Regions from separate parts of the Homo sapiens genome. Here region 1 is linked to region 2. The links are chromatin contacts, found by Hi-C or POLR2A ChIA-PET in ENCODE. All regions are on one chromosome and are shown on one strand. The core of a region is the stretch at or near the end of the contact, and the rest is flanking DNA. Distances in the headings are between cores, read along the strand shown.

The links. A loop is a pair of places that touch in the nucleus more often than their neighbours do. ChIA-PET counts read pairs that join two places held with the same protein, here RNA polymerase II (POLR2A). Pooled maps may share reads with other maps.
Region 1: a map with no recorded cell type shows a loop between it and region 2 (9-fold over the local background). The contact joins two enhancer-like sites. A Hi-C loop is called at or near these places in 1 of 168 maps with a recorded cell type or tissue (Right ventricle myocardium inferior), 1 of 37 single-sample maps with no recorded cell type and 5 of 50 pooled maps. POLR2A ChIA-PET finds 5 or more read pairs at or near these places in 4 of 52 experiments (AG04449, BJ, PC-9 and 1 more).

The regions. Positions count from the first base shown.
Region 1 is chr11:34,985,100-34,990,794 of GRCh38, reverse strand. The region is part of intron 9 of PDHX (pyruvate dehydrogenase complex component X); the gene reads right to left. Among named protein-coding and RNA genes, the nearest start is that of MIR1343, 46 kb to the right of the region's middle. Within about 2 kb of position 2,999, at least 4 of the 41 ENCODE cell types and tissues checked have a DNase peak (open chromatin) inside an H3K27ac peak, as active enhancers do.
Region 2 is chr11:35,332,556-35,337,455 of GRCh38, reverse strand. All of the region lies in intron 1 of SLC1A2 (solute carrier family 1 member 2), which reads left to right. Among named protein-coding and RNA genes, the nearest start is that of SLC1A2-AS1, 53 kb to the right of the region's middle. Within about 2 kb of position 2,980, at least 2 of the 41 ENCODE cell types and tissues checked have a DNase peak (open chromatin) inside an H3K27ac peak, as active enhancers do.

The DNA of each region.
Region 1 (5,695 bases), core at 1,750-4,249, 350 kb after region 2:
ACGTACTGCCAACAGAAACAATTACAGGTGTATGCTATTTGGATGTGGTTATTTATAAAACTATTTGGATTCAAGGTAAAAAATGAGATGAATTTTGACTTATACAGTTCTTGGAATAACGGGAGAGAGAATAATCTATAAAAGCATTTTTCCTCCCTTAAGCAATGTAATTGTTCACATGATTTGAAAAGACACATATATGAACTTTAAAAGGCATTTTTTAAAGGCAGATGATCTCAACATATCCTGATGAACTACCACACAATTACCACAAATGAAAAAAACTCACTTTAATAAGTAGATTGCACGCACACATACTAAAAACAAAAACTCTGTAGATCCTAAATACATCAACAGGAAATTCCTGTCAGTGAACTCTAGTAAGTCTGAAATAGGTATGGAATCTGAGAAGGATCGTTGGTTTTATAAATTTGTAATCATCACTGGGATCTCCTGGCAATGTGGACTCAAAATCAAAGTACATGTTACCTGAAGCATCCAGCTGAAAGAATAAAAAATGACCACTAAATATTTCTACAATACATCGAATGCCTTGCTATTCATTAAAAAAATTTACTGGGTACTTATAAGGTAAACTATGCCTCTGCCTTTTAATACTGTTATAAGTAATGAAGAATTAAGAATAACACAGGATCCAAGGTGTGTCACTACATTACTTTATTCAAGGAATACCAACTTGAACTTGGCTGGGGTATGCCTACAGCCCCCACAGTGGCATCCTTGGGATTACAGAGGGTCAAGAAGTAAATGCGTAGTACAGATATTCTTAACTTGGGGTTCATGGATGAATCTGCAGAGAGCCACAAACTCTTGAAAAATTAATTTCAATGAAACAAGTTTTACTGAAATTTGTTTTAAAATAAATTCACCAAGCAACTACTGTATCCCAAGCACTCTTCTAGAATTAGATAAATGGCAATGGACAGTGAACATCAGACAGTAGGGAACACAGAAGGGTGAACAAATAAATAAACAAGGTAATTTCAAAGACTAATAAACCATATGAAGACAATAAAACAGGGTAATGAGATAAAGAGTGTTAGGAAACTATTTCAGCTACAGAAGCTGCAGAAGGCCTAAGAAATTAGCAACTGAACTGAGAAACCAATGATGAAAAAAAGCCAGCCAAGTGACGATCAGAGGGAAGTGTGTACTGGATAGTATGTCTCTTAGTGAGAATCCAGAGCTCAACCTGTCCATGATCCCACAGTCTTTTCAAAAAGACTACTCCTGCCTCACCAGGTAGAGAGCCTTGGTTTCTTTGCTGCAGGTTCTCTTATCCACTGCCTACTTGCTAAGACCACAACCTCACATTCCTCGGGGAATCTTCACTGCTTCTTTGGCAGAGTACTCTCCCGTTTGACTCAGGTCTCTTCTTTCTTAACCCTTTTTTTCTCCCAGTTGCATACAGTAGTCCCCCCTTATCTGCAGGGGATACTTCAAAGACCCACAGTAGGTGCCTGAAATGGCAGATAGTACTGAACTCTATACATGCAGTCATGTGCCGCATAAGGACACTTAAGACAAAGACATAAATATATGACAGTGGTCCCATAAGATTAAAATGGAGCTGAAAAATTCCTATCACACAAATACGTACCATTGTATCACTATTTCCTTATACTATTCAGTACAGTAATAGGCTGTACTGCAGGTTTGTACCATACAAAGCCTAGGCGTGTAGCAGGCTATCCCATCTAGGTTTGTGTAAGCACACTCTATGGTGTTCACACAATGACAAAATCGCCTAACCATGCATTTCTCAGAATGTATCCCTGCTGTGATGCATGACTGTACTATTTTTTCCTACTCATACACAATTATGATAAAGTTTAATTTAAAAATTAAGCATGGTAAGAGATTAACAATAACTAATAATAAAACAGAACAATTATAACTCTAAAAATCATGTGAATGTGGTCTCTCTCAAAATAGCTTGTACAGTACTCATCTATTTTCAACTGTGGTTGACCACGGGTAACTGAAACCACACAAAGTGAAACCTTGGATAAGAGAGAACTCCAATATTTCAAATTCCAAACCAAAAGATTGGTCTTACAGACACAGAAAACCAATGATTGTACTCCTTTTCTTCTACCTGGTGAATCAACTAATTATGGTGCATTTGGTATAACTGTTGAGTCCTTAGCTATTCTTCTTGTTAATTTCTGAAAATCCAGGAGCTGCTTCTCAAGTTTCTTTTTTTTTTTTTTTTGACAGAAAACATTACTGATTCTAGAAGGCTGATAACCTGACCTCTATAGTCATACAGTAGTTATGTAACTAGTATGTGGGAAGCAGCAAAGCTGAGTGGTTGGGAGGAGGCTCTAGTCTACAGTCTGATTGGGTTCAGATGCTGGCTACATCACTTAATAAGATTTGGGGCAAATTATTTAACCTCTCTTTTTTCCCATCAGTTGCTTCATCAACCATATCAAATTATTATCTTGTACTTGATAGGGTGGTTTTAAAGAGGATTAATATATATAAAAGGCTTACAGCAAAAACTGGTACAAAGTATGCCCGCTGCTATTATTGTTAGAGTTGTTAAAACATTAAGCAGTACAAATACTTCTAGAACTTGCATGTCTTTAAACAAGAGGATTACAAATACTATATTCATATATGAATTAGTTTTTTCTCTCTGGTCGGAGCAGATTTTACCCTGGAATTAAAATCATTCTAAATTTTATCTGTTTAAATACATAAACATTCTACTTTTTAAATAAGCCATAGTACAAAGCTTGATGTAGAAATACTGACGAGACTCAAACTGTATAAAATGGCACTACTATTCCATAAATGTAACATTTACTGTCTACCCTTTTTGGGGGATGCGGTAAAATATAACCACATTAAAGCACAGGACAGAAAATGCATTTATTACCAAAGGTGACTCACTACTATACGTGGACACTCAGGCAGATGCTGTTTTTTGCACAGTAAAGCTGAATTCAATATAATCTTGCTTAACTTGGAATTGAGTCAAAATCTATATTGGACGTGAAGAACACACACACACATACACACACACACACACACACTCAGGGTTTCTACTTGGTGCATACTTATTTTTAATGCCTATTCATCCACAGCAGCTAAATGAACATATCTCTATAGAGCCTATCTAAAATATTTAGTTTTTAAGCCACCGTTTAAACAATCCAACATTTAAGTTTTTAAGATAATCATGCTTACAAGATAAACCACTTCAACAAAAAACTAATTTTGCAGGAGCTCAGATCTCTCTCTCTTACACATACACACACACACATAAACTTTCTTTCTCTTTTGCTCTCTCTCTCTCCTGTAAACTACAGAACTATTATGTTAAATAGGCCATGCAAGGTGCCTGTTTCTCATGAGAGGCCTCAGTGTGCTTCAATGTCCCCTTATTTTTTCCGAGTACAACCAAAGGTGATTATATTCATCAGGTTGTTATGCTCTGTACCATGTGACACACTGGCCTGGCATGACAGACCTGCCCAGCAAGAGTACTTCATACAAGAAAGTACTACTTGAGGACCAAACCAAACCCTCCTTTCTGGTAACTTTGCGGGAGAAAAAGACAAAGGGGAGGTAAAGAAGTGAATGATTAGACAGGAAAAAAGAAAGGTAAACAGTAAAAGCAAGGAGAGAGGTGGTATAATAGAAAGCTCATTAAGCAGTGGCTCTAGAATCAAACTGCCTGGGTTAACTAGTCCTCATTGCCACTGCTTTCTAGCTGTATTGCCTTGGGCAAATTTATCAAAGTTGCTAAAACTGAATCTCCTCAATTTCATGGAGAAGTTAAGGTTCCAATTGTACTGGGTTAATAGGATTAAATGAAGCACTTAGCCCAGTGCCTGGCATAGCGTAAGAACAAGAGTGAAGAGAGCAGGGTGGGAAAGAGAAGCAGGTAGAATGAGAAGCTAACGGGCAGCCATAGCTCAGCAAACCCTGAGTCCCTGTTGGGGGTTACAGGAAATGCCCAAGGCCCGCCAGAGACCACTACACTCCAAAGTGGTATGACTGCCCTTCCCATTGCTGTGAGGCCCAACTGAGAGGCTGGTGAGACTGCGTTCTTACCTCTTAAACTTAGAGTCTTCAGGATGCAAGGAATAGAGAAAGCTAACATAACTACTTACGACTTATGTATTATAGCAGTAAATTTGGTAAATTGCTCAGAATCAAGGAAATCTTCCTATAATGGTTAATTTTTAAAATTTAATGTATATAAAAATAAGGAAATTCTAGCTCTACAATAAAGTTCCATAACATTATAATAGTACTTTATATTTTACAGGTTGTTTCAACACTTAATCTCATTTAACCTTCACAAAAACACAGACACAAATATTCTCATTGTCGCTGAAAACCCTTGATAAACACAAGGAACATACTATATCTCAGTAAACCAATCTCTATTACTTTGACTTTTGAACTGACCAAATAAACGCTACCTTTCTTTTTTTTTTTTTTTTTTTGAGATACAGTGTCTTGCTCTGTCATCCAGGCTGCAGTGCAAATGGCACAATCTCAGCTCACTGCAACCTCTGCCTCCCAGGTTCAAGCAATTCTCATGCCTCCGTCACGCGAATAGTTCAGATAATAGGTGTGTGCCACCATGCCCAGCTAATTTTTGTATTTTTAGTAGAAATGGGGTTTCGCCATGTTGGCCAGGCTGGTCTCAAATTCCTGACCTCAAGTGATCTGCCTGCCTCAGCCTCCCAAAGTGTTGGGATTACGGGCATGAGCCACCATGTGCAGCCTCATTTTTCAATTAACAATTGCATTTTTATCGATCAAACACTTTCTGCAAATCTTTTCAAAGAGGAGGGAAGAAAGACCTAAAAATATTGATTCTAGTAGGTTCACCTTTAATTATATCTACCTCTAAAATTCCAAGTAAACTCAGTATTTATGGGTATGCTTTTAAAACCAGATTAACTTGCACTTATTTCTTTTGAGCAAGAAGGTCTACACATTTATGTACTGTCGGCTCCCCAAAGAAGTCTTACGTTCTACCTCATATCTCCCTTATAAATATACAAATTGTTCTACCACTATACATACAACAGGTCCTTGGCAAATGGAAAGATAATCACTTACCCAAATGAATCAGAAATTTTCGATGCAATCACTTTAAGACTTGTGATACTTCTGTCAAAAAATACCCTTGGAAATTACTGAGGCTGTCAAAGCTGCCCTACTGCCTGTGTTCTTGCCTATTCGATGTACTATTTTTTGGTGAAATAAGATTCCTACACATTGGAGTTACAAAAACTGCTTTTCAAGAAATCCTGAAAAAATAAAGTAACTTTGCCTCTGGAACATTACGTCCATTTCTTTTTTGAGATGGAGTCTCATTCTGTTGCCAGGCTGGAGTACGGTGGCGCAATCTCGGCTCACTGCAACCTCTGCCTCCTGGGTTCAAGTGATTCTTGTTCCTCAGCCTCCCGAGTAGCTGGAATTACAGGCACGCGCCACCACACTCAGCTAATTTTCGTATTTTTAGTAGAGATGGGGTTACACCACGTTGGCCAGGTTGGTCTCAATCTCCTGACCTCGGGATCCACCCACCTCGGCCTCCCAAAGCGCTGGCATTACAGGCGTGAGACACCGCGCCTGGCCGCTAAGTTCTTTTAATGGTCTCAATTTTAGAGAAGAAGTAAATACACTTTAAGAATAAAAT
Region 2 (4,900 bases), core at 1,731-4,230:
TTATATGACTCATGAGAACTCCCTGCTGCTGAGATGACTCAGATGTCTGTTTTACACAAAGATTACCAAACACCTCTCGCCACGTTTGAAAACAATGAATAGTTACTCACTGCCTTTCTGACTACCCTCTTTGTCACTATTTCTATTCGCTTAGCATGCTGGCAGCCATTTAAACAGCTAGTCTTCTGTTTGGCTGGATGTTGGTAGGAGGAGTCTTCTTTAATCCCCCATCAACATGGATACAGAGAGGCCTGTGGGCACTTTTCTCTGTACTCAGTGTAGACCCATTCATAAAATTCTTCATGATTCTGGCAAAACCCTCCCTGGATTTTGGTTAACCAGCAGCTCTGCAGTAGTTTAGGAGGTGGATATTTTACAACCACAACTCTTTAGCTCTTTTTTTCCCCAAATTTATTTCCAACTTTCATCACTCAGGGTCATTTACATAAATCAATGCAAATAAATATTTTTCTTGAGTTAAAAAATGTTGTGGAATCTGCTGGTCCCAAGTACTACAGAGACCTCAGTACACTGAATGGAAAATTTGGGATTTGGTTTACTGTTCTAGGCCAAGGGTCAGAAAACATTTTTCTGTAAAGGGCTAAAGAGTAAATATTTTAGGCTTCATGGGCCATATGGAAAGCCATGAGTTGCTGACCCCGGCTGTGAGTGCTTGTAATTTATAAATATAAAATTGGAGGATGGAGTATTTGAATTGGCTGCCTAGTTACTTGAGCATAGTCCTACAAACTAAAGTCTTGGATTTGGGCCAATGTAGGTTTAGCTATGTGATTCTGATGCTTACTAGGTCATTTTAGGCACATTGGTGGCCTTAGTTCCTTGTCTATAAAATGAGGATAATAATAGCACTCTATCTGTTTGTTCCTTCCTCCTACTTGCTTATAGAATTGTTGTTGTGAGGATCAAACAAAGGAAACCACTTATCTCAGAGCTAGTATGTTCCATAAATGTTGAGAGTATAATCAATACTGTTATTAATATCAAAGCCCATTGGGTGAAAGCAAGTATTCAAGAGCAAACAATTAATGAGCTGATTGGGTCACCTTCAAAGGGTTCTAGATAGAGATCATCAAGAAACCTTTTTTCCTTCTCTTTTTAATTTTAATTTTAATTTTAGTTGTGGGGTACATGTGCAGGATGTGCAGGTTTGTTACATAGGTAAACCTGTGCCATAGCGGTTTGTTGCACTTATCAACCCATCACCTAAGTATTAAGCCCAGCATGCATTAGCTATTTTTCCTAATGCTCTACCCCCACCCACCCCACCCCCTGAGAGGCCCAGTGTGTGTTGTTCCCCTCCCTGTGTCCATGTGTTCTCATTGTTCAGCTCCTACTTATAAGTGAAAACATGTGGTGTTTGGTTTTCTGTTCCTGTATTAGTTTGATGAGGATAATGGCTTCCAGCTCAATTCATGTCCCTCTGAAGGAGATGATCTTATTCCTTTTTATGGCTGCATAGTATTCCATTGTGTATTTGTACCATATAAGAAACCTTTTTTCAGCATCTTCTGTGGGAGGATGTCTGAAGAGACTGGATCAGATTTTTAACAACATTTTTTAATTTAATTTTTTAAAAATTTTATTTACTTAATTTTTTTGAGACTGGCTTATGAGACTACCTAATTTTTGTTTTTGGTAGAGACAGGGTTTCACCATGTTGCTCAGGTTGGTCTTGAACTCCTGGCCTCAAGTGATCCACCTGCCTTGGCCGCCCAAAGTGCTGGGATTGTAGATATGAGCCACTGACTTGGGTGAGACTGGATCAGATTTTGCTTGGCATTGTTGTGAAGACCCTGGTAGTAACTCATGATAGACTGTCTTCCTTTCTCCAAAAAATGAAGCCTCACATTATTCAAAGGAAAATCTCAAATTAAAAATCCTTTCCTGAGCATTTCCTTCAGCTATAGAGTTCAGCTAAATGGCATGCCCAGGGTCTGGATCATCAACACAGTCTGAGGTGATGAGTGATTACAGGCCAGAGGAGTACTGGGACCTCTGCTAATTTGTTCCCCGTGACTTCATCACAGCTGCCCTTGGTTGTGCAATTGCGGTTGCTATGGCTGAAGTTTGAAAGAACTTGGCCTGAAGCTGCCTATATGGCCAATATCTTGGGGGAAATATAGCTTTCAATAGATAGGTTTTATGGGTATTTGTGAAGAATTAGCAGCTATGAGGTTGAGGTTGGGTATGTTGATGAGACTGGAGGAGAAGTTTGCTTGAGAGTGGCAAAATACAACAATACACAACAATACACACACTTCCCCCCCATCAATGCATACACTCTTAACTACTTTGGACAATTGAAGGCTATGTCTATGATGCTGTAAATAAAGAAATATTGAAGAATGTTATTCTCATCTTAAAGTATCAGGTTCTTTCAGCTGCCATATTGTAATGAAAAGGGGTTGGGTTTGGATGAAGACAGACCAAGGTGTGATTCCCAGCTGTCTACTCCTAGCTACCCGACAATGGAAAAGTTACTTAACTTTGCTTTCTCATCTGTAAAATGACTAACAGTCACTTCTCATATTGTACAAAATGTCTGTCTTAAGGGATGTTGCAAAACAAAACAAAACAAAACAAAACAAAACAAAACAAAACAAAACAAAACAAAACAAAATTGCTCTCCAGCCAGACTCTACAAGCTGTGAGTCCAACTCACCAAATCTTCACATCCTGCCCCCCAAAGTAGACTGGTAAAGAAAAGGCTGAAGTCATGTCTCAGCATTTGAGCATTGCTCTCTAGTCATTGCTCTAGAGAGTTCTAATCTTGGGGCTACTGATAATAAGGGGCCATGCAGAGAAGATAGTGAAGCCCTCCTCCACCCGCTGTAACCTGCTAGTCAGTCATCAATGATTCTTAAAGCACTGCCTCTGCCTGCTCTCAGGAAGGTGAGATGACGCATCACTTGCTTTTGTTTTCACACCTGTCCCCTGGGAACCTTTGCTCAAAGTTGTAAATTATGTGACATCTTTAGTAACAACAACGTGATTCGCTCTGTTAAATCACTCCCTACCTGCTTGTAGCCTGGTGAATAAATTTTCATTCCTTTTTTGAAGATTTTACTTAAGCATATGAAGAAAGCTCCCATCTGTACAATGATGGAACCAAAAGGGACAGGGGCTGCTAACTTAATGAGAGCCAGGCAGGTATGCACATGAAATCAGGAAACAGTTTGCTTTCCTCTTAACACTCTCTTCAGAAAGACAGCAATGGAAGCCTGATGATAAATAGTAATTGACACTTCGCATTGGTGTCAAGGAGACAATAAGGGATGGTGGGGACTGTGGCAGACTGGAAAATCCATGCCTATCTAAGGGACAATCACTTCTTAGTTCTATCTGATTGTTGCCACTCAGGGATCTAGGTTTCATAATTATAAGTGGACAAAACCCTTTAGTAACTTTCAATAATAATACTGAAACAAAGTGCATTGAAGTTTACTTAAGAAAAACTTAAATGAGCAGTGGCTTGCACCTGTAATCCCAGCACTTTTGGAGGCCAAGGCAGGTAGATTACTTGAGGCCAGGAGTTCAAGATCAGCCTGGCCAACATGGCAAAACCCCGTCTCTACTAAAAATACAAAAAAAAAAAAAAAAAAAAAAATTAGCTGGCATGGTGGTGCATGCCTGTCATCCCAGCTACTCGGGAGGCTGAGGCATGAGAATTGCTTGAACCTGGGAGGCAGAGGTTATAGTGAGCTGAGATCGTGCCTCTGCACTCCAGCTTGGGCAACAGAGCAAGACACTGTCTCAAGGGGAAAAAAAAAGAGAAAGAAAAACTTACATGATTAACAATATCTTACTATAAATTAAAGGGTTTTAGAATAAATTTCCAACTCTTCGTCATTAACATTGTTAAAGTTACTGCTTATTTAGCTTAGCAATAAAGAAAAGGAATCCTTATCTTAAGGTGAATAAATTCTGTGACATCTGTTAATTTTGGTATAACAATATAGGTAAAAGTTATGTTTTCTTTTTGTTTCTGTTTATGGTTTTTGCTTTTTTTTTTTTTCCTGAGGCAGAGTCTCATTCTGTCACCCAGGCTGGACAGCAGTGGTGCCATCTTAGCTCACTGCTGCCTCCGCCTCCCAGGTTCAAGTGATTCTCCTGCGTCAGCCTCCCCAGTAGCTGGGATTACAGGCATGCACCACCACACCTGGCTAATTTTAGTATTTTTTTTTAGTAGAGATGGGGTTTCACCATTTTGGCAAGGCTGGTCTCAAACTCCTGACCTCAGATGATCCACCCACCTTGGCCTCCCAAATTGCTGGGATTACAGGTGTGAGCCACTGTGCCCCCTCACTGCACCCTGCCAAAGGTTATGTTTTTTGAGTAGCTGCGAAAGAGACCTGTTCGGAGAGTGAATACTTGATCAGCTGTGTGCGGATGGGGAATGAGACCACTCCAGGGAGCCAACCTGAGGAACAGTTGGCAGTTGTTTGAAGATCCACCAGGTTTAGCTCAGTGGGCTAAGGAAGTTAAGAGCGAGAACTGAAGTAAAAGAGAAAGAGGAGAGAGACTCTGAAGAGTATGGGGAGGAAGAACAAATTTGCTTATAATGAAATTGTATTGCATGTTCTCTAGGTAGCGTGTGCTGCAGACTTCTTCCCTTTCTCCCCATAAAATACAAAAACAATTTCTGCCCTAAGGAACTGTGGAGTCGAATCTGCTCTCAGATAAAGGACAATGGGCTGAGTGTGTGTTCAGGGCAGATGGGGAGAGGGAGGATGGAGGAAGAAAGCATGATTGTCCATGGCAAAAAAACCCTGCCATTTCTGTGTTAACTCAAAGCCCTAGAATATATTTGAGTCCAGAGATCTCATCTGGACTTATCTGTAAGTCTTATTTGACCCCTCTGTCTTAATTTTGTCATATA